4 separate regions of the Homo sapiens genome follow, and all the other regions are linked to region 3. Evidence: chromatin contacts called from ENCODE Hi-C or POLR2A ChIA-PET data. All regions are on one chromosome and are shown on one strand. Each heading gives the region's core, a stretch centred on a gene start or an enhancer-like site at or near the end of the contact. The rest is flanking DNA. Distances are from core to core; before and after follow the strand shown.

Region 1 (5,615 bases), core at 1,054-3,553, 830 kb after region 3:
GAACAAAGCTTCATGGACCTGTGAAATAATCTCTGAAGTTCCAATATCCATGTAACTGCAGTTCCACAGCAGAAGAGAAAGAAAATGGGACATACAGACACACAATTATTGAAAAAAAAAAACTGAACTTTTTCAATTAGGTAAAAGATAAATTTACAGATTATAGAAGCTCAGTAAATTCCAAGTGTGAGCAAACATCATTAAAATGAGCAAGTATGTAATAGTCAAAGTATTTAAAGCCAAAGAAAGAATGTTTTCACAAGCCAGACAAAAATGGCATATTACATACATGCAAAAAATGTTTCAAATATCTTTTTCTTGTCAGAAATTTTAGATGTGAGAAGACAGTTGAAAAATATTATAAGGTAATGCAAGGAAAGAAACTGCCAACCCACAATTCTACATCCAACAAATGTATTCTTCAGAATATGAAGGCAAAATAGAGACAACCTCATACGTTCCACCATTGTGTTTTGGAAGCAGATAATTTGTTTTCTAGTTTTACAGTTCTGTGGATGAAGGGACTTTGCCCCAGTATGGATGAAAACTAAGAGTCTCACCCATACCTAATTTAGATCATTTCAATGATGAGATTTGTAACTTTTTGAGTTGATATTAATGTGACATTTTTTAGAGTTAACGCTTAAATGGGTTAAGAATTTGGGGGACATGGGTAAATGTATTTTGCACACGGGAGAACATGAATTTGGGGTGCCAGCTGGTGGAGTTTACTGGGTTAATTAGTGCCACCCTTCAGCCCCCTAAAAATGCCTGTTCAACTGGAACCTGTGAATGTGACCTTATTTGGAAATGGGATTTTTTGCAGATTTAATGATGAGGTAATCATGGATTAGAGGGATCTATAATCTAATACATGGTATCTGTGGTTTCCTCATAGGAGGGAAATTTGGACATGGACACATAGGGAAGACAGCCATGTGGAGACAGAGGCAGAGGTGGACCTGCTGCCGCAAAACCACAGGGCGCCAAGTACTGTGGGCCACTGAGAAAACTAAAGGAGAGGAAGGATTCTTCCCTGGAGCTTTGGAGAGGGTGCGGCCCTACTTTCACCTGGATTTCAGACTTCAGACTTCCAGAACCATGAAGGAATAAGCTCTCTTTGTTTCAAAACCACTCAGTCAAGGCACTTTGTTACAACAGCCTAGGAAACTAATACAGGAATTGGTATTAGTAAAATCATTATTGTTGGCTCATATGACCATACTCATAGAACTTTTAAGATAATATGTAAATAAGCAACTAAAACAAAAAGTCAGAAAGCTTTATGGTGCCAGATCAATATACAAATAAATATCATTATTTTCCAATAAAAACAATTATATAATGTAACAATAATAAAGTAATAATACAAAGAAACTTCCCATAATAGCTACCAAAAATTCTAAAGTAGTTATAACTAGTTTTTAAAAATAATATGTTCAGAAATTTTATATAAACAAATATAAATTTTAAGTTAAAAAGAAAAAGAAATGGATAAATACATCATTAATGAAGTTTCAATCAAAATTCATACATGAATATTTCACAGAATTTGACAAGTATATCTAAAAATTATTTTAAAGGAGTAAAACGAGCTTGGAATTATTTGAAGAAGAAAGTATTTATCCTTTTGTATATTAAGAGTTAGCCTAAGTCTCCCGGGACTCAATGGTATCACCTCTCTAACAAAAAAGGTCACAGAGATATGAAAACACATCATAAAAAAATCTATCGTTTTATCACACAATGATTTGATCACCTGTGCACATGGAAACAACCTTATTTTAAATCCTTGTTTAGAGTCAATTTTAAGGGATAATGTTGCATGTGAAGCTCCATAATCATTCTTTTGTGTTAAGTGGTTGAGGAAAATATCAGGCTGGTGAGATGTTAATTATAGGTCCAGGGAATAACTTGAGTTAATAAATCAGAGATGAGTCCAAAGTTCTGTAAACAAGTTTCAACATTTCTGGGCACCTGAGATTAAGCACAGCTCTGAGAAGTGCTCCACACGTTCCTAAGTATATGATGCAAGTTTTACTTTGGCAAGAAAATGTAACTATATCTAGTACCCACCTTAGGAACATGAATGACGAAATGGAGATTTCACATTTGCCAGATGAATAGGACTAATGTAGAAAAACAAATCAAACTGTCCTTTACTCTCAGTCAACCCCCTTCTCAATAACAAAAACATCCACATATCCACATTGTCCATCTATTTTAAGGTCAATATAGTATGGATATTATACCAACTTGCAAAAATAAATTAAACCACTTACCACAGGTATCCTCCAACATCATTGGCACCATTAAATAACATTCATTCAGAACTACTTTTAGTGAATGTAGATACTTAATGTTTACAGACGAGGAAATCTGAATGGTACGAAACAAACAGAGACTTGTTCAAGGTCTCACACTGACTCAGCAGCAAAGTCCACATAGGAAGTGAATGTTCCTGAAGTAGCACATTTTGTTTGGACTACAAGACCAACTGAGTTATTATCTTTATTTGAAAATGATTCATGCAAGTCTGCCACAGATGAAGGCAAGCTGTGGAATTCTTACTCAAACTCTTTGTTGTTATTATGGGAAAGCTTCAAGTCTGGGGTTTTTTGTTTGTTTGTTTAATACCTCATATTTGTTATCCGAAAAAAACAAACAGCGTTCATTCACCTGTCAAGCAACAAACGACTCTCCACGAGAATGCAGATTTTGATCAATAGGAGTTTTATTACTTGGCTCAAGTAAGGGGAGCACTGGGTGTATTCTCCAAAGCAGTGTCTCCCTGAGGGAAAGTGGCAGGAGGGTTTTATGGGGTGATGGAGAGGGGAGAGGGTGCATTATCGCATGTAGATGAGGGGTCCCAGCGGTGCAGACACAGTGTCATCATGGCAACACATGGGTTACATGTTATGATAACGGAACTACAGTTCCTCCAGGATGGAGACGTTACAGTCATGAGGAAGATTCACCAGGGTTCATCTCTAAGTTGCCAGGGTCTGTCAGGAGCTGGTTTCAACCAACTAGGTTACTATAGTCCACCCAGGGTTTAGGGAAGAACAGGCTGCAGGGCAGGAAGCTGTAAATCAGGCTGATGGCTCACGTGGATTAAACTCCTATGGTTCCTAGAGACCCTCCTTGTCTGCTTATATATCCTAGAACTGAAAAATAAATTGAAAAGTGAAGTGGTTATGGTGGTCGCACTTCTGAATTCTGGTATGCCCCTCCTACCTCCCCCTACTAAGTAAAGAAAGATAAATCAGTCGTCTTAACAGTATTTAAAACAGCCCTTCCCAAAAACTCAATACATGAAACTTTCTTTCTAGTTGATCTTTGTACCAAATGATCTGGCCAATAAAGGAATAAAATCTTTGAGCTCAAATAACCATGAAAATGCAATACCCGATTTTCCTAAATGCACTTCCTAATGTGAAGGCCATTCACAAAAGCAAATATCCACCCCAGATTCTACTGGGTATGAAACATCTCAATGACTGATACTTCATCTTATCACCTGAAAATTAAATAATTTTATTACAAAAAGAATTAGTAGATTATATTGCTAAATCAAGTTTAGCCTAGAGCTGCCTCCTTACATATTTTAAGTTCAGTCTAAACGTTTCTCTGTAGGTAATGAACTGTAACCTCACTGGACGTGTAAACAGACTGTGACCTACCTACTCTTGTGCCAATCATGGAGTTTCAGCCAATCACAGGCGGCCGGCTGTTCAAACCATGTTTAAATAAGGCAAACGCAGAGCTGTAAGCAATCTAGGTGTTTCTGCACCTCTCGTCCATTTTCTGTAAGTCCTTTTTCTGTTCATAAATCTTCTTCCATCACGTGGCTGTGCTGGAGTCTTTGAACCTACCCTGCCTCGGGAGGCTGCCCCAATCAGCAATTTGTTCTTTGCTCAATTAAACTCTATTAATTTAATTTGCCTAAAAATTTTTTAACAATGTTTACTAGTAAATTTCATTTTTTCTTGCAAAAAAGAAAAAATCCTGAAAACAGGAGTAGGGAAAGATTGATGGCTAAAATTAAATATGGTTAACTTTAATATTTTAACTTATCACAAGAAAATTGCATTGCTTTGGACTATAAAAGTGATACATAAATCTTTCACTTCAGTAGCGCCATCACCATCATCAAATATTTAAAAACTTACATATGAAAAGAAATATGGTGGGGAGGGAAGTAGACAGAAACAGTTAAGAAACTAGGACATAATAAGACAGCAAAATTCCTGTTGGTTTATTTTTTGCTTGTTTCCTTGCTTAGTATTCTCTGATAGCCAAAGAATAGACGAAATATTCTAAGAGCCAACGAATAGACAAAATTGGGCAGCTGCTTCTGGAATACAAAGGTACAAATCCTTAGAAAGTTCTTCTGAGCAGATAATCTTCCCAGAGCCTTGACACAAATGTGATCATTAGAATTTTATTTCTCTGGGTTAAAAGTAACCTCAGGGAAGACAGCACTGTTGAGAGGCATTTACATCACTGAAAATTATTTTGGCATAACATTTTAAATATAAAAACCAGCTTGGAAAATGAGAGACGCTGGAAAATGCAAAAGCCTGTGTACATGGGGCCTATGCTTTAGGTTGGAGAGCCAGGACCCCGGGCGAGAGAGAACAAGCTAAATGACCTGAGTTAAGTGACTTGGTCACTGCTGCAAACTTTGCTTCCTCATCCATTAATTGAAGATAACAAAAGTAAGAACCTATCGCACAGGATGGCAGGGAGGACTAAATTAGCACGACAATGACCATCAGAAAATATGTGCTCATTACACATTAACCATTTCTCTTCCTCTCGTTCCTCTCCTTTACTTCTTCTACCAGCATCACCTCCATTGCCACTTCACAACCTCACTACCCCATTGCTAATTTTGTCTTAAGGCATGCTAGAGGTTTAAATAATAATCAAGTATACTGCTTTTCACTTATCATTAGCAAAAGCTTTTGAACAAGCCTATGAACAAGAAGAAGCTACGTTCTCCCAAAGGTTTTTTTTTTTTTTTTGAGACCGAGTCTCGCTCTGTCACCCAGGCTGGAGTGCAGTGGCGCTATCTCGGCTCACTGCAAGCTCCGCCTCCCGGGTTCACACCATTCTCCTGCCTCAGCCTCCGGAGCAGCTGGGACTACAGGCTCCCGCCATCACGCCCGGCTAATTTTTTGTATTTTTAGTAAAGACGGAGTTTCACCGTGTTAGCCAGGATGGTCTCGATCTCATGACCTTGTGATCCGCCCGCCTCGGCCTCCCAAAGTGCTGGGATTACAGGCGTGAGCCACCGCTCCCGGCACCAAATGTTTTTCTGATGAGATCAAAGTTATCTCAAAACAGTATGTGACTTTTTAGTGTATGTGCTCCCCCAAAGCATCTGAACTAAAAAACCTGAGTGTTTCTTCTTTTCAGGTCTGAGTTTAAGAGTCAGGTAAATACATCTTGTTAAATATTTCTAAATTATTTTCTCTTGTATGATTTTCCTTTAGAAATTGAATTCTCTCTTTTCTTTGGGTTTTGCTGAAAGGTTCATCGATCATTCAAATAAATTTCACAAAAATATTAGGAGTAGGTACAATGGCTATAATGCATAGTTAACAGAG
Region 2 (5,593 bases), core at 21-2,520, 920 kb after region 3:
GACATATGTGAATTCACTTAATAAAATTGTTTTCCATATAAATATTATTTAAACTCCCTAAAATATTGTCTTTTTCTTTTCTTATTAAGGTATAAAATTTCTTTGCCTATTTCTAGAATTAATAAACAAGTTGCTATGAGCAACTTGGGAGAAACACAATAAGATTCTTTAAAAACTTTTTTTTCCGTTTCTTTTTTTAAGTTTTCCTGTTGGCCTGACTCATTGTGCTCTCACATCCCTTTGAAACCATATGGGGAAGTAATAAAGTGTGTCTCTTCTTCCAAAGATATGCACTGTTTATTAACTGACTAAGGGAAATACTATGAGCTCATTACTATTTGTCATACATGGTCATTCAATCACATTGAGCAACAGACAAGACCAGGAAACACCCGTGTAAAAGGACAATGGATAATGGGCAGTTTAACAGTTTAATTTTTTATGAGAAAAAAAAGAAGTTGAATATGACCTTAGATAAAATACAAAATACAGCAATAGTAACACTGCTGGCCATTTCTATTCAACAACAAACTCTCTGTTCTCTGCAGAGACTAGGAGGCAGGTACAGGATTCTGCCTACAAATAACTTTCTTTCTTTAGCACCAAATTGTGCCCAGTGTAGCACCACTTATTGTCCAAAGAATTAAAAGCCTTCAGCAGCAGATATTATTATTGTCTTTCAAAGATCTCCTTCCTGGGAATTCCATCACATGTAAACATATGCTTAAGGATTTAGCTCCATCTACAGGAAGCAGAAAATAAAACAAATTATTTGTAAATACAAAGTCCTCTCTGCACACATCCATTTAGATAAGATTGTTTTTGCTTCTTCCAAATGATGCTTTTGGCTGAGAAAGTTCCAGCGGAGAAAGGAGAGCAGTTAGAGTAGGAAATGGGCATATGACTCATCCATTCCTGGGGTTTTGAATCAGAAGAAAATCTGATTCTACTTCATTAAATAAATTTCTATAAAAAGCAGCCATTTATAAAACATGACTTATGAAACATATTGCCAAGGAGGAAGCCTCTCCCAGGATTTTGCAGGGATTTATCAAACAAGAGTCCCTGAATGTTAAAGTTTCAGATAATTCTGTCTCTGGATGTGGGTTTCATTCCCCTTCTTCCCCATAAACTTCCTATCCTCTGAGAATATGTGCCACCCCCCATAACTGTGTCCACTGAGCCAGATCCCAGGACAAAGGGTGTCAAGGAGGGTTGGAGGAGATGGCTTGGGAAAACCTGCCAATATCCTTTCTCAAAACAATGGCAGAAATCTGGGTGCTGTCTTCTTTCCTGCTCCACATTAATTGACAATAAACATAGCTATTTACTTAAGAGGAAAGCGGAAACTCAGAAATGGTTTGGTCACCAAAAACCACAAATGAAATATTCCATTTTCCCCAAAGTCATATTTATCCACTCTTAAACAACCTTCTAAAGAAGAGCGCATCGTTAGTTGGACATGTTAGTCAAGCCACGTCCTTGCCATGGAATGTTCTTCAGAGCATTGAGTGGAGATCATGTACCTCCACATTCCCGGAAGCATATGCCTCATGTTTCTTCATTGAATAATTCAAATCTAAAATTAGGGGTAAAATGCTCTATTGTACAAAGATGCTGCCTTGTTTATATACCCAATTTCCATTTCTAAATAAATGTACAGTAGCTCTGAATGAAGAAACTGCGTTTGGGTTAATCCTTTGTACCAAGAATAATGACTAGGCTCCAACCTCAATCCTGCATGAGTTTATACTGAAACTTCACCATGTGTATGAAACTATACTTACTCATCAAATCATTTTATTCCAGAGTAAGGAGAAGATCTGCCACAAAGAGAAACACCCAACTCTACCCCAGAGATGCTACAATTCTCAAATTCCATAAATTAGATGTTTTTCAGCCTCAAGCCTTTCAAGTCTCCTTCAGATTTCTATTACTTTTGCGTGAACGATAAACTCATAAAATGTAAGGTTCTGCTCTATTAAATAATGCATTATGGATGTCATATGATTTTGTAAAAGCTTCATAACATTTCTAAGCAAATAAATTATAGAAACTCTGGGTAAAGGTAGTAGATTAGACACATGCTCGCCTATGTCTGCTCCTTCCACAAATCCTAAGGAAATTATAGAGAAGAAGTATAAATTCACAGACAGGTGACTGAAAGGAGAGGCTGCAGTGGATGAGATACATTAACAAATATTTGGGCGGGATGGTGGAAACCGACTTAGCGGAACAAAGGAAGCTGAATCCTAAGAGAATTTTTCACTGAAGAATGGGGAAAGATAAAAAACGAGAGGTTCTGAGTTTTGCAAATGCAGTGATCAGATGGGGTTCAAAACCAGGAGGGCCAATTGACAGGTGGAATAAATAGTGATCGGGCATCCAGGATTCCTTCTCTGAGTTTTTAAATGTTTTCTAATTGATGTATAATAGATGTACACACTTTCAGGATACATGTGATAATTTATTGCATTCACGTAATCAATAAAGATAAAAGCAGCGCAATTAAGATGCCTATCACCTTGAATATTTGTCTTTTCTTTATGCTAGAAATATTTAAATTATTCTTTTCTAGATATTTTGAAATATACAATAATTATTGTAGACTATAATCAGCCTACTAATCTATCAGTCTTATTTATTTTATCAAACTGTATATTTGTAGCCATTAATCTGAGACTAGTAACCATACCTCCCCAACACAGAAAGAAATTGATTCAGAGAGATTATACACTGGGACATGTGAGGCACAGTGGTGGGTGATGCTTAGGCATTAAAACCAGGAGAATTAGGTTAAACTTTATAAACTTCACTGCAGAAAATGGAAGCAGAAGGAATACTTCCCAGTACCTTTTATGAGGCCAGAATTACTTTAACACCAAAGCCAGATTAAAATCATTACAGAAGAATAAACTAGACTCCAACATGTCTTATAATTATAGCTCAACAGAATATTAGTGAGTCAAAGCCAACAATGTATTTTTTGAAATACACTACAACCAAGTGGGATCATTTCATACCTGAAGTAAAGTATACAAAAGAATGATTCAACATTCAAATATCAATCAATGTCATCCATCATGACAACAAGCTAAGAAGAAAAATCATATGCTCATATCAATAGATGCAGAAAAAACATTTGACGAACCTCACAACCATTCAAAATAAAAATTCTCAGCAAACTAGGAATAGAGGGGAACCTTTTCAACTTGATAAGAAGATATCTACCAAAAACCTACAGCTAATATCATACCTAATGGTGAGAAACTTAATGACTTTCCCTTAAGATTAGAAATGGCAAGGATGTCCTCCCATACGATTTCACTTGACATCATGCCCAAAATGCTAACTAGCACAAAAAGACAAAAAAGTGTAATTGAAAATATACAAATGGGAAAGGAAGACATAAAACTGTCACATGAATGACTCTGTAGATTTAAAAAATATATATATATAAGTAACAAATGAGTATATCACGGTCACAGGGAACAATATTAACATATATAATTATTTTGTATACTAGGAGTAAACAATTGGAATGTAAAATGTAAAAAAGGAATACAATTTACTATTGCACCAAAAGAATGAACTCTTTTGTTAGAACAAATCTAACAAAATATTTAAGTATCTACATGTGGAAAACTACAAAATTGATGAAAGAAATCAAATGACATTTAAATAAATGAAGAAATATTTCATGTTCAAAATCCCAGCAAGTTATTTGTTAGATATCACCAGCCTGATTCAAAAGTATGAAGAAATGCAAAAAATCTAGAATTGTCCTCTAATGAAGAAGAATGAAGTTAGAAGATTCAAATCATCCAATTTCAAGATTCGCTATAAAGTTTATTGTAATCAAGACAGCGTGGTTTCAAAAACAGAATAAACACATTCATCAATGAACAGAATATGAAGCCAAGCAATAGATCCAAACACATTCACTTAATTCTTTATGTTGGCCTAAAGGTAATTCAATGAAGACACAGGCTTTTTAAACAAATTATGTTGGAACGGTTGCACACCTATTTCCAAAAAAAAAAACCTAGACACAGACTGTACAATTTTCACAAAAATTAACTCAAAATGGGATATAAAAGCATAAGAATGACATAATGGACTTTGAGGACTCAGGGGAAAAGGATGAGAAGGAAGTGAGGGATAAAAAACTGCAAATTGGGTGAAGTGTATACTGCTTGGGTGATGGGTGCACCAAAATCTCACAAATAACCACTAAAAAACTGATGTAATCAAATACCACCTGTTCTCCAATAACCTATGGAAATAAAAAATTAAAATACCAATTAACTCAAAATGATGCATAAACATAAATGTAAAATACAAAGGTGCAAAACTTCTGAAAGAAAATGCAGAAAATCTACCTGACCTTCTGTTTGATAAAAGTTTCTAAATACAGCTCCAAAAGCATGATCCATTCACACTCAAAAAAAGATTCATAGGTCAGGCATTATTAAAATTAAAAATGTCTGCTCTGCAAATGGCATTTAACAGAATAAAAATGGAAGCCCAAGAAAATGAGTAACTATTTGCAAAACACATATGTGATAAAAACACTTGACTCTAATATATACGACACTCTTAAAATTCAACAATAAGAAAACTAATGCCTCAATTAAGAAATGGGGCTGGGCATGGTGGCTCATGCCTGTAATCCCAGCATTTGGGGAAGTCGAGGCGGATGGATTGCCTGAGGTCAGGAGTTTGAGACCAGTCTGGCCAACATGGTGAAACCCCGTCTCTACTAAAAATAAATAAATAAATAAATAAATAAATAATTAGCCAGGCATGGTGGCATGCTCCTGTAATCCCAGCTACTCAGGCGGCTGAGGCAGGGGAATTGCTTGAACCAGGGAGGTCGAGGTTGGAGTGAGCTGAGATCACACCACTGCACTCCAGCCTGGGCGACAGAGCAAGAGTCTGTTAAAAGAAAAAAGAAAAAAGAAAAGAAATGGGCAAATTTGAACGAATACCTCAGCAAGGGTAAAAGTATCACACGAAAAGACGAAGATGCTCAATATTATATGTCATTGTGGAAATATAAATTAAACTAGTGGCAAAACTCACTACACATCTATTGTTATTCTTAAACCCACCAAAATAGCAATGCCTGGCAGGAAAGCAGAGCCGGCAGAACTCTTGCTCATTGTTGGTGACTACAAAATGTCGCAGACACTGGAAGACAGTTAAGCAGTTTCTTATAAAACTAATCATAGTCTTCCATATGACCCAGTAGTCATGCCCCTAAGTATTGACACAACTGATCTGAAAAGTATGTTTAGACCAAACCCTGCAAGCAAGTATGTATGGCAGCTTTATTCATAATTTCCCAAGACAGAAATTAACCAATACGTCCTTCAGTACTTGAATGGATACACAGACTGTGGTTCACCATGGAATACTTCTCAACAATAAAAAGGAATGAGTCACAGAGCCTTACACAGACATGGGTGAATCTTCAGTGCTTCTTGCCAAGTGAAAGGTGCCAGTCTGAAAAGACTGCATAGTGTGCCATTCCATTTCTATGACATTCTGGAAAGGGCAAAACTATAGAGGTTGTAAAAAGATAAGACAT
Region 3 (6,354 bases), core at 3,096-5,595:
ATCAATATTTGTAATCCTTCTAAGAGACTATGATTTCGTAAGCAAGCAAGGCAGAGCAAAGCATACCTTTTGTGATTTGACTTTTTGTAACTTGTGAGTGATTCACAAATTCTGATCGTGTCCTTGGAACATGAAATTGCACACATATACTACTGTGTAGATACCTGAAGACACTAATTGTTCCCTAATTTGCTTATTATTTCAGCCTGGGCTCTAACTGATAGAAAACTTACGGGCCTTTGATATATGGGATCCATGTGCTTCAAAAGACAAGAAACCTACAGTCTTGTCCAGAATCCACTGCTGTGATTTAAGAATGGGATGACCAGATAGAAGTCAGCCTTCTACGAGGCTCTGAAATTGGATTACTGCCTTTCAGCAGCTTTGTTGGATGTTGATGTTGAGACATTTGGAAGGAGATCAATAATCATCAGATGTCTCAAATTCACTGAAAAAATAATTGCACAATATTTAACTAGTGTCACGGCATGACAGAATGGTCTTTCTTCAAACATAGAATAGCGTTATACTTCTATTTTTAGCTTAAGATAGTTTATAAAAAGCCTACTTCTTTCTCTCTCTCTATATATACACACATACACTATATTTATAACTCTATATGTAGCTATATATAGTTTATATATCTATACACACATGTATAGATATATATATATATAACTGTTCTCTGTTTCATACTAAATGAGACAATGATAAAAGCATGAAGCAGCCTGACTCAGAGTTGCCATGGACATTTGAGGTGATTTCACTCTGATTCAACCCATTTTCTAATAAGTAAAAATGAACTGAATCATATCAGTAGCTTTTTTGGCAGTGACTTTTATGCTAATTCAGTTTTTGGAGAATGTGTCAATTAGCATTACCAGTAGGGGTTAATATCTCTTTTTACTTCTTTGGAAGATTGCTGCCTTCCTTCTCTCCCTCCCCTCCCCTCCCCTCCCCCTTCCCCCCTCCCCTCCCCCTTCCCCTTCCCCTTCCCTTCCCTTCCTTCCTCCCTCCCTTCCTTTTTTTTAAAAAAAATTTTCACTCACTCTTATAGTAGGTGTGCCAAATGCTTTGCGAATGTGACATAAAATATCAACAAAAAATGAGATATTGAATATTTTAAAATATAAATGTAATTGTATTAAATTACAAAAGTATACCATTCATTACAGAAAAGTTTTTTCTGGGCATGGTTATGGAGGAGATTGAAGTTTGCTTTGAAACAGGGGAGCATACGTCAGTGACAGTGGTTTGCAGCGTAGCTTCACTGAGGGACAATAAAGCCAGGAAAATTCTGTTGCTGATTTTATGACCACATCCCCTTTTCATGGCCATCCCTTTTACTGATTGGGATGCCTACTAGGACTTTTGTGTTTTCTACGATAATACTGATTTTTAGTGAGTTTACACCACTTGATGAAAGAAAATTGAATGTATAGTACCTGCAATTTAAATGTTACACATTTGTAAGGCATTTCATATATAGGTAAAATTACTAATCTGAAAAAATAATTGGCCTGGTTTTTATTCAGCAAAATATATATACATGGCATTCAAGTGGCAGAAGCAGCTGGAAAATTCTGTGTTTAAACTTCTAGGGCTGCGGGAAGACCCTCTCTCTTCCATTTATAATGATCATTTATTACTCACTCAAGTCAAACAAGTATTGCTTCTCTGGCTTAAGACGTTGGTGCATGTGGGAGAGGTGAACGGTCACAGATAATTTCATTGGAATGAATTTGTCACCTGTTTGACTGGAAACAGATCTGAATATGGGAAGATGCTTTGTGCACACAGTGGACCTTGGAGGAGTAAGAAAGGGACTCGCCATTGACGGGGTGAAGTGGGGGGCAGCAGAGAGAGGGGCTGGGGTGACCAAGACTGATTGGGCAGCTAGAGAGGAGGAATGCCTCTAATCCTGCGAAGGCCTTTTGTAGCCTATATAAAATTCTGCATAAAAATAATTCTGCAGACCATCCTGGCTAACATGGTGAAACCCCAACTCTACTAAAAATACAAAAAAATTAGCCAGGCATGGTGGCAGGTGCCTGTAGTCCCTGCTACTTGGGAGGCTGAGGCAGGAGAATGATGTCAACCGGGAGGCGGAGCTTGCAGTGAGCCGAGATAAGACCGCTGCACTCCAACCTGGGCGACAGAGTGAGACTCCGTCTCAAAAAAAAAAAAAAAAAAAAGTTGCAAAATTCATACATTTTGAATGAGTTGCAAGAAAAAATGAAGTTACTCTGTTGTTTTCATCTCTTTTAAACTGTCCCAAGTCCAAGATCAGTTGATATAAACATGCTGTGGTACAACTTTCCTTGCTTTTCAGAGTGATCTCAAGCCTATGTCCTTATCGGAAACATATTTGTCTGGTCATGACTGACTGTTGGAATCTGTCTGGAAGCACACATGGGAAACACCTGGTATACCTGGTACCTGGTGTACCTTGTATTACCCTCAGGGCTACATGGATTGTGTTGAAAGCTGTCTTTTAACATGATGCCCATCTTTGGTTGTGATGACTTATTTTTTAGAAATTAGTCGGGTTAAAGTGAGCCACACTTCTCCATGGACATTCAGCATATAGGATGTCACAGCAAGGAACACAACTGCAAGTTAGGAGCTGGCATTGAGTCAGGGCACGGAGCAGAGGCTGTATCTCGAGGAAAAACAGTCGGCGTGAAGTTGTGTGAAGGGGGCATAAAAGTGACTCAGAACTCCGTCTGATCGTGGAGGACTGAGAGGGCAAAAGTTCTTGCTTGGCGGGGCGTGGTGGCTGATGCCTGTAATACCAGCACTTTGGGAGGCCAGGGTGGGTGGATCACTTGAGCTCAGAAGTTCCAGATCAGCCCTGGAAAGTTGGTGAGACCCCATCTCTACAAAAATTAGCTGGGCGTGGTGGCATGTGCCTGTAGCCCCAGCTCCTAGGGAGGCTGAGGTGGGAGTATTGCCAGAGCCCAGAAGGTCACGGCTGCAGTAAGCCAAGATGGTGCCGCTGTACTCCAGTCCGGGTGACAGAGTGAGATCCTGTCTCCAAAAAAAAAAGATTAGAAAGTTATTGCTCAAGTGATATTTCCATGAAAGTACAACTTAGTGACAAATTACCCATTATTTGAACGCTACAACTTTCACAGAACAAGTTGGACAATGTGTATAGAAGCAAGTTTCTTAACAAACAAGCTATATTACTTAGGAGTAAGGAAGGGGAATGTGGCATCTCATTTCAGACTCTTAACTTCCTCTTTTGAGTCTGACACATCTTCTATATTTTCTTAAGGCCTCCCAGAAGCAAACAGGCAAGGCTGGAAAAAGGAAGTTAAATAGTGATTTGCTCAATTTGAAAGAAACATAACTTTTTCACATGATACCAAACGTTTCCCAAATGAAACACTCCCTACCCTGCCCCAGCATGCAACTTTCCAACTAAATCTGGCCCAAGTAAGTCGTCTCATCAGCTGGATTAAATATACTTTCTTCATCTTTGGCTGGGTCTTACCAAAATGAGTGATTCAACTTCTTAGGAGAGATTGCTGCAAGGGTTACACCAACAGATAAATATGGGAATTTCTTTCACACTTGCTCGTTTCAGACCAATAGCAGAGCTAGGTAAACAGTGATCTCATCTTCAGTCACACAGTTTTGCTGACATTACAAAGAAAGGTGTCAACACAGATTTAAGGTGGCTGTCAACTTACTGAGTCCATCATTTTGGCTTTTGAGTTTTTCACCATAGAGAGCTAACTGAGAAAAACGAAAAACTTTTTTTTCTACTTTTTTTTTAAACTAGAAAAGCAATGGCTGCTCCTTAAATATATGTAAAGAATAGAAAGAAGAGAGAAAGGTACTAATGTATCCCACCACCTATATGGAAACAGTATTCATATTTCTCCTTGATTCTGAAACATTTATGATCTTTGCAGGGAAATTTTTGGTATGTTTCAGGTAACTGTAGATGAGAGCTCTTTCTTTTCAATCAGTTCTGAGAACTTGATATCTTAAGTGGTTCTTTAAGTCCAAAATATTTCAGTTGAGTTAAACTTTAACCAACCTAGGTGATTAGTGTATATGCTCTAAAACCTTGCGGAACACTTTGTATCAACAAATAACACAAACCCTGAATTCCTGGAGCATGTATTATGTTTATATTCAAACATAACCCTGAAATGTGTTCTTACTCTAAGTATCTCAGACACATTCTTCTTATTTGAAAGCTTCGTGTATTACTCAACAACCTCTAACATATCTCAGCGATGTTAAAGACACATAGAGAAGAAATGACATCATGAAGCTGATTCTGTTCTTTCAGCTTTGTGTTTAGCTAATGCTGAACAGAGCGGTGAGTCATGCAGTCCTGTGACCAGCCAGGCGCTTTTCCAATCAGAGTCTGTTAAGATCTTTGACAACAGTACCTGTAGTTGTTTGAAGAGGAGGTTTCAGTAGTGACCTGTACCCTTGGTAATAACAGGCTTTATAGGTAACAAAATGTGTTCTCTGCCTACTGAATAACAAAACACCAATCATGAGATAACGCTTAGTAAAGCTGACTCATTTCCTCCTTTACAGATGAAAGGAGTTGTCCAAGAAATGACTATCTCAGAGGGAAATTTTCCTTCAGGTCATTACGTGAGTCTCTTTAAAGCATGGCGGACTGTAGCATTAGGTTTTCAGTTATTAGGTATATTAAAAAGTAAATTTTATTATGAAATAATATCATACATTTAAAGCCCGGTCCGGTTTTATCTTGAAATATGTGATAACTCCTGGTTTCAGATGCGATTCAGAAGAAATAGGTTGACTTGTATCATCAGGTGTCCAGAAGATTAAAATTTCTGTTTTATTAAAATGTGGAATTCACGTTTGTTTTCAGCCAAGCAAGGTTTGGTGATTCTGCAGCTGTCACCCTCAGCATCTCTGTAGGACAGCCTCTTGCCCCTCTTCACCCAGGTCTGCAGGAGGGTGGCAGCGTGGCTTGGGAAGGCTGGGTGGCGGGAGCTCAGAGGGGGTGCAGTGTTCCCACCACACAGCGGCGGCTCAACTGCCCAGGCTGTGGGGTTTCCAGCTGTGTCGTGTTGACTTGAACCGACTCAGCAGGCGGTGCCCTCCTGGAGCACCTGAAGCCTCCAGAGAAATATGATGGAAAACCAAGAGGCCTCCACCTCCCTGACTTGCTGCGACCTCCTGGGCTTTGCAGCCAGGCTGCTTTCGTGGATGCAGTCCTCGAAGCTAGTTTGGAAGACATTTATTTTTAAATATACAGGAAGCCAAATACGTTGAGAGAAAAGCCGCCTAATGCATTCCTCTGTTCATCTCCAAAGTCATAGCTGGTTTTCTAGACCCGATTTTCATCAGACTTTCCAAAGACAGAAAGAGTCTCCTCTACATAGGGCTTCCTTCTTTGCCTTCATCTGTAATGCGAGCCTTGCCCTAGGTTGCCTCTCTCTCTCCTTGCTCCGCCTGCTTCGGAATTCTCCTGTCATTTCAACAGTGGTACCAAGCTTTTTGTTGTTAGGAAATCACAAATTCTGAAACACACTCAACTGAGCAGATTTAAAAATAACCTAGGCTTCTCTACTATTTGGGTAAGGCCACTTGCTTGTTTGGGGTTGCTAATGGGAATAAGAGACTATGTGTGATTACCTCTAGAGCCTGCTTGTTTGCTCTGAGGAAAGTTTTATTGAAGAGCCACAGGCTGCGTTCCAGAACACTGGCCAAACACTTTGCACATGTGTGCTGTTGGGTCCTAGCACCGTCCACTCCACTCCTGGGAAAGGAATATGCCCTGGGGACGGAGATCTCCTTGCAGAATGCCTGTGTGGGCTGCATCTAATAAGGTTTTTTAGGAGTGGTTATGGCCCCCTGTTGGGTTCCTAATAAAAGCCCGTTATCATTTTTAGCTTCTGGAAATCCACAGGTCCCTAATTTTGTAAAAGGTGCTTTCCATGCCTTGCAGTCTGTTCTCCCAGGGAAATTTAATCTGAATACTATGTTGCAGGGTGGTGGTTGGGAGGTAATTGCTAATACATTGTGGGCCCAGAATAGACTGGTCACATTGTATTTCTCCCTTTTCACCCTAACAAATCAGAAACCGGATGATACTGTTTGTATTCGGAGTCTGAGAGTCTCAGCCTCGCCTTATCCTTCACCAGCCCGGACAGCAGCTAGGACTGAAGGTGCACGTGCCCATGTTTTCCTCCCAGCCACCCGGTTCCCCGCTCTGTCCCTCACTGATCTGTGCATAAACTGGGCAGGTCTACTTAGATCTGCTTTATACAGCAGGCTTTTATATAAGCGTTCATTTGAAAACCAAGAGATGTATAAAGGCTTTTTGGCTTTGTTTTGACATAGATAGGA
Region 4 (5,766 bases), core at 2,587-5,086, 760 kb before region 3:
GGAGGTAAAACCCATATGTTCTCTCTGTCTCAGCTGGGAGGGCTGGGGCTCTGAGGCCCATCCATGTGACTCCATGGCCGCAGGTGCTGTCTGGACGAGGTCTGGACAACCTTGTCTGGCGGGGACAGCGCCTCTTCCTGCCCCTGCCCTCGGTGGGGAAGGAGGGGTTCTGACTCTGAGATCTCATTTCCTTTAGGGAAATTCACGGAATTTCTGCAATTCTTCTGCTGAGATGTGGCCAAAATAAATCCTTGTGTGCAAATGGTGTTTTGGGGGAATTCTAATTTTTATGATAACTTTTATAGTAAGTGGCACCTTCGAAGCTGTCTAGGAGCAGAGCTGAATGGACTGTTTATGAATTTTGGCACAAAGAATGATCAGGCTTTTGGAATTATCTTACTGAGGAAGATAGGAGCAGCCTGGGGATCAGCTCATTTGAGCCCAAATTTCCTCTCTGGCACCCTCCCCACCTGCCCCAGAAGGTGGGAAATCCTAGTGAACGGGTCCATTTCTTCACCTTCCTCCAGTGTAGCCCAGGCACCTACCTCTGGGCGTCTTGGGAACATAAATTCTCATGGACCCTCAGACCGCCAGGACTTTGTATGAGTGGTGGGTTCTATAACCAGCTGTAGCAATAAATGTTGAATCCATTTATGGTATCATCATTTTGCTGTTACAGATATAAAAATCCTGTATCTTTCATTCTTTTTTTTTTTTTTTTTTTTTTACATTATACTTTAAGTTCTAGGGTACATGTGCACAACGTGCAGGTTTGTTACCTATGTATACATGTGCCATGTTGGTTTGCTGCACCCATTAACTCGTCATTTACATTAGGTATATCTCCTAATGCTATCCCTCCCCCCTCCCCCCACCCCACAACAGGCCCCGGTGTGTGATGTTCCCCTTCCTGTGTCCATGTGTTCTCATTGTTCAATTCCCACCTATGAGTGAGAACATGTGGTGTTTGGTTTTTTGTCCTTGCGATAGTTTGCTGAGAATAATGGTTTCCAGCTTCATCCATGTCCCTACAAAGGACATGAACTCATCCTTTTTTAATGGCTGCATGGTATTCCATGGTGTATATGTGCCACATTTTCTTAATCCAGTCTATCACTGATGGGCATTTGGGGTGGTTCCAAGTCTTTAATTCTAAGATAGAAAACACACTAAAATCTGTGAGTGTTTTCCTAACTGGGCAGCAAAGCCCCGGCTGACCTGGAGCGCGTTGCCTGGGGGTGATCCCGTCACCCAGCCGAGGTGACGGCTCCCACCTCTCTTTGCAGGGGTGGGTTTGATGCCGTGCACTCCCAAGGGCCCAGAGTATGGGTGCAGTAACACTCACTGCTTTTTAAAACATTTTTTATTTTTAATTATTATGGATACATAATAGTTGTACCTATTTATGGGGTACATGTGATTTTTTTAAAATTTATTTTATTGAAGTAAAATATGCATATATCATTTACCATCTTTACTATTTGTGGGCATAGAGTTCAGAAATATAGTCTTCTTCCCTTTTATCCTTGCTTTTCCCCACCCCTCCCCTTCCATACCTCTGATAATTGCAGTTCTCGTCTCTATGAGATCAACTCTGTTAGCTCCCACGTATGAGTGAGAACAGGCAATGTTTCTCTTTTTATGCCTGGCTTATTTCTTATTTCTTTTTCCATACAGAGTTTTGCTCTGTTGCCCAGGCTGGAGTGCAATGGCCCAGTCTTCGCTCACTGCAACCTCTGCCTCCCGGGTTCAAGCGATTCTCCTGCCTCAGCCTCCTGAGTAGCTGGGATTACAGGCACCCACCACCACGCCTGGCTAAATTTTTTTATTTTTAGTAGAGATGGGGTTTCACCATGTTGGCCAGGCTGGTCTCAAACTCCTGACCTCAGGTGATCCTGCCCTCCTGGGCCTCCCAAAGTGCCGGGATTACAAGCATGAACCACCACGCCCATATGCCTGGCTTATTTCACTTAACAGTAAAGCACTTTCATCCCCATTGCCACAAATGATGGGGTTTTCTCCTTTATGGGTGAACGGTGTTGTGTTGTGGGCGTGCACCACGTTTTCTTTGTCCATTTATCCGCTGACGGGCGCTGATTCCACACTGGGCTGTTGTGATGGGGAGTGAATGTAGGAGTGCGGAGGTCTCTTTCTGCCGATTCCCTTTCTCGGGGTATATGCCCAGCAGTGGGGCTGCTGGCTTGTGGGGGAGTTCTATGCATGTCATAGTCTCATACAAGCATGCAATGCATCATGATAAAATCAGGGTAAGTAGCATATCCATCACCTCAAGAACAATCATCTCTTTGTGTTAGGAACACTCCAATTTTACTCTTTTAGTTATTTTGAAATATTATTTTGAATATATATTATGTATATATTATTATACATTATGTATAATATGAATTATATATGTATTATACATATCGTATACAATGTTATACATTATGTATAACATTATTATATATTATTAAACATTATTATACATTATTAACTGTAGTCGCTCCATAGTATCACTCATCCCTGGATTTTATTCCTTCTATCTCAAACTGTTTTTTACCCATTAACCATCCTTCTTTACACCCCTGCTTCCTTCTACTTTTCCCAGCCTCTGGTAACCATCATTCTGTTCTCTGTCTCCACGAGATCAATCCTAACTCTGTCTTCATGAGATCAATTTTTTATTTAAGCTTAAATGTATGAGTAAGAGATTGCAGTATTTGTCTTTCTGTGCCTGGCTTATTTCACCTAATTTCTGCCTGTTCCATCCATGTTGCTCAGAATGACAGGATTCATTCTTTTTTATTGGCTGAATAATATTCCATTGTGTATCAAGATGTGGAATCAGTCTAAGTGGCCATCAGTGGGTGCGTGGATAAAATGTGGCGTATATACGCAATGGAATATTTTTAAGCCATTAGAAAACCTGCTTTTTAAAATCCCAAGTCTTCTGAGTCCTGGCCTGCCTCTCAGACCTGGGTTTTGGGTGAGCCATCGTGGGCCTGCAGGACGTACTGCAGTGACTGTGGATGCATAAATCAACCTTTCATTTCTGTGTGCTCATCTGTGCAGTAGAAATGGTGTTTGCCCTCCTGTCTCCCTGGTAGAAAGGACTTGGAAAAGTCTGAGACTAACGGGGCAGAGGAGCTGTTTGACTGCTTTTCAGGGATGAGACGCGCATGCCTTTGACTCCATGGGTGTGTGGCCAGGTAGGGAAACGGGGTCTGCACCTGAACACATCTATTCACAGATGGCTCTGCACTGAAGAGGCTCAGCCCCCTCCCCGGCCTGGTCTCTGCGTCATACCCACAGGCTGGGCTTCTCTCTGAGTGTCAGGGCGATGGCATCTGGGGTGGGCAATTCTTGGTGGGCGGTCCTTTGACTCTCAGGATGCGGAGCAGCACCCCTGTGTCCACCTACCCCATAGTCATGACAGTCAAAGATGTCCTTACAGTATCTCCAACATCGGCGAACGTCCTATGGGGGGAAAATCACTCTTTTGGGGGACCGCTGTTCTAGACCTATTTGGGCTCAAATTGAGGGGATATTATGTTTTATTTTTTTAAGGATGACTCAGTAATTTATCCAACAGATTTTTTTCACCTATACTCTAGTTTCTAACCTAGAGCTCTCTGGGTTACCAACAGACCAGGACAGTTAAACAGGTTACTATTAATTAAAGGGGTTTGTTTTTTCCTTCAGTAGTGCATGTGTGAAGAAAGTATTAACCTGGGAACAGTGGCGTTTCTGCTGAAAGCCTGGCCTTCATCGAGGGACCTCTGCTGTCTGGCCGCTGCTTGAGCTCCTATAAACCTGGGCCAAGCCTACGTGTGAAGCATGCCAAGCCTTGGGCTGCATTCCAGGGAGACTCGGGGAGGGTTTGCCAGTTAACCCATTCCTTTCTACCTGGTGAACCAATTGTTGCTTCTTTCTTTTTTCTCTTAAGCTAAGGTTTTTCCTTAGAAGCCTACAAATGGCTTTAGCTTCTTGGAGATGATGATACTAAGTATATCAGATGCTTTGACCCAAAGGCCATGCCCAGGGTAAACTACCCTGGCTCTGGTGGGTCCAAACCAAGCTGGGGCGAGTCAGTTGGTTAATCCAGGGCTGCCACTGTGTCTGCAGGAAACAGTCGGCTCCTTGCATTTGGTTTCATTCATGAATTTCATATCCTGTTGTTGAATATTCTTCTGCAGATTTCAGAAATTGTTCATATTATTATAGCTCTTCAAATATGACTCACTTAAGATTCTTGCCGAGCACCGTGGCTCATACTTGTAGTCCCAGTACTTTGGGAGGCTGAGGCGGATGGATCCTTTGAGGTCAGGAGTTAAAGACCAGCGCGGCCAACATGACGAAACTCCGTCTCTACTAAGAACACAACAGGTAGCTGGGCGTGGTGTAATCCTTGGAAGGCTGAGGCTTGAACTCAGGAGGTGGAGGTTGCAGTGAACCTAGATTGCGCCACTGCATTCCAGCCTGGGTGACAGAGCGAGACTGTGTCAAAAAAGAAAAAGAAAAAAGTCTTTTATCTTAATTTTTTGTTTGTTTTAAAGTTTGGTTCTGCTCTAGACAGCTGTTTGTAAACAATATCAGAGCTGTCTTTGTCATAGTCCACACCCTAAAGAAAGGCTAGGAATAATTCTGATCATTTTATCGCTAGTTTTTTCCATGATTAAAAATAACACATTCAAAAGGTGTCAGATAAGTGATGCCTTTTTATGTTGAAAGGATAAAGGGTGTTGGTACAGCATCAGCATCCAGCCTCTGGTCTTCCCAGATGTGCTGCCATGGAGCCTGTGCCACCTGACCCCCGCCACCGGCCCCCAAGCTTAGCTCAGGTGCCCGAGGGTCTCCATCTCCCCATGGCCCCCGGTCAGCAGCCCTGTCCCTGCACCCAGACTGGCCAACCCTTCTGAGCTTGAAATATCAGCATGTGATCTTAGCTTCCCTTGTTTCAGCCCTGAGCATTACAGCTTGACTTACTATACCAATAAACAAACCATTAACTTATCAATGAATTGATTGGCATCATGCTTCCCTTCTTTAGTTGGTCTCGTGGAGGTAGAGAGGAGGATGTAGATAGCAGAGGCTGGGAAGGGGGTGTGGACAGGAGGGGATGCAGAGAGGTGGATGGGTGCAAACATATGCTTAGATAGGAGTAGGTTCCAGTGTTGATAGCGGAGTAGGCTGGCTGTGTTAGCAACAGCGTATTATATTAATGTATTTCAGAGCAGCTGGGGGAGAGGACTGGAAATGTTCTGAATGGGTTGAAGTTAAAAATACCCAGGGTGACAGACACCCCAGTACCCTAATTTGGTCATTACAGGTTCTGTGCATGCAACAGATACTCACATGTACCCCACAAATATGTAAAATTATATGTGTCAATAAAATTGAAAAAATATGGGGGAAAAAAACCTTTCCCTTCCTGATAGAAACCCTTCATTCTTCATTAGCCATAGGAAATATTTCTTTTGGGTTAAAATGAAGCTCCTGCTTTTACAATTTTTAAAGTGAGAAATCTCACACTTGTGACCCAAAATAAACACCTTTTCCCCAGAAGTGCTGGTGCTCCCCTGTCTGAGGAAAGGGGTGTGGGGGACCTCTCCTAATCTGGAGGATGCCTGAGCTGCTGGGATGTGTAGATGGGGGTGGCCACGGAAGCCTGAGCTCCTGGGATGTGTGGATGGGGGTAGGGGGGTGGCCATGGAAGCCTGAGCTCCTGCTCCTGGGATGTGTGGAAGGGGGTGGCCACAGAAGCCT

What was found. Hi-C counts contacts between places; a loop is a spot of excess contacts on that map. ChIA-PET counts read pairs that join two places held with the same protein, here RNA polymerase II (POLR2A). Pooled maps may share reads with other maps.
Region 1: a loop to region 3 is called in a map of endothelial cell of umbilical vein, with 11 times the contacts of the local background. The contact joins the promoter of MANCR here to the enhancer-like site in region 3. A Hi-C loop is called at or near these places in 2 of 168 maps with a recorded cell type or tissue (endothelial cell of umbilical vein and mammary epithelial cell) and 4 of 50 pooled maps. POLR2A ChIA-PET finds 5 or more read pairs at or near these places in 1 of 52 experiments (MCF 10A).
Region 2: a map of mammary epithelial cell shows a loop between it and region 3 (26-fold over the local background). The contact joins two enhancer-like sites. A Hi-C loop is called at or near these places in 3 of 168 maps with a recorded cell type or tissue (MCF 10A, endothelial cell of umbilical vein and mammary epithelial cell) and 4 of 50 pooled maps. POLR2A ChIA-PET finds 5 or more read pairs at or near these places in 2 of 52 experiments (AG04450 and MCF 10A).
Region 4: a pooled map shows a loop between it and region 3 (10-fold over the local background). The contact joins two enhancer-like sites. A Hi-C loop is called at or near these places in 5 of 50 pooled maps. POLR2A ChIA-PET finds 5 or more read pairs at or near these places in 2 of 52 experiments (OCI-LY7 and activated T-cell).

Annotation. Positions count from the first base shown.
Region 1 is chr10:4,675,767-4,681,381 of GRCh38, forward strand. It overlaps MANCR (mitotically associated long non coding RNA), which reads right to left and starts at 2,304. Exons shown (of 4, transcript NR_024475.1): 1 at 2,283-2,304. It overlaps LOC105376373 (a long non-coding RNA gene), which reads left to right. Exons shown (of 4, transcript XR_001747338.2): 2 at 899-1,053; 3 at 3,637-3,809.
Region 2 is chr10:4,770,626-4,776,218 of GRCh38, forward strand. No RefSeq gene overlaps it. Among named protein-coding and RNA genes, the nearest start is that of AKR1E2, 53 kb to the right of the region's middle. Within about 2 kb of position 1,271, at least 9 of the 41 ENCODE cell types and tissues checked have a DNase peak (open chromatin) inside an H3K27ac peak, as active enhancers do; they include endothelial cell of umbilical vein and mammary epithelial cell, where a contact is called at or near this core.
Region 3 is chr10:3,848,151-3,854,504 of GRCh38, forward strand. No RefSeq gene overlaps it. Among named protein-coding and RNA genes, the nearest start is that of LINC02639, 17 kb to the left of the region's middle. RefSeq lists enhancers at 3,017-3,373, 4,082-5,281. Within about 2 kb of position 4,346, at least 37 of the 41 ENCODE cell types and tissues checked have a DNase peak (open chromatin) inside an H3K27ac peak, as active enhancers do; they include endothelial cell of umbilical vein and mammary epithelial cell, where a contact is called at or near this core.
Region 4 is chr10:3,087,280-3,093,045 of GRCh38, forward strand. All of the region lies in intron 2 of PFKP (phosphofructokinase, platelet), which reads left to right. Among named protein-coding and RNA genes, the nearest start is that of PFKP, 23 kb to the left of the region's middle. RefSeq lists enhancers at 3,392-4,591, 4,072-4,271, 5,126-5,766. Within about 2 kb of position 3,837, at least 20 of the 41 ENCODE cell types and tissues checked have a DNase peak (open chromatin) inside an H3K27ac peak, as active enhancers do.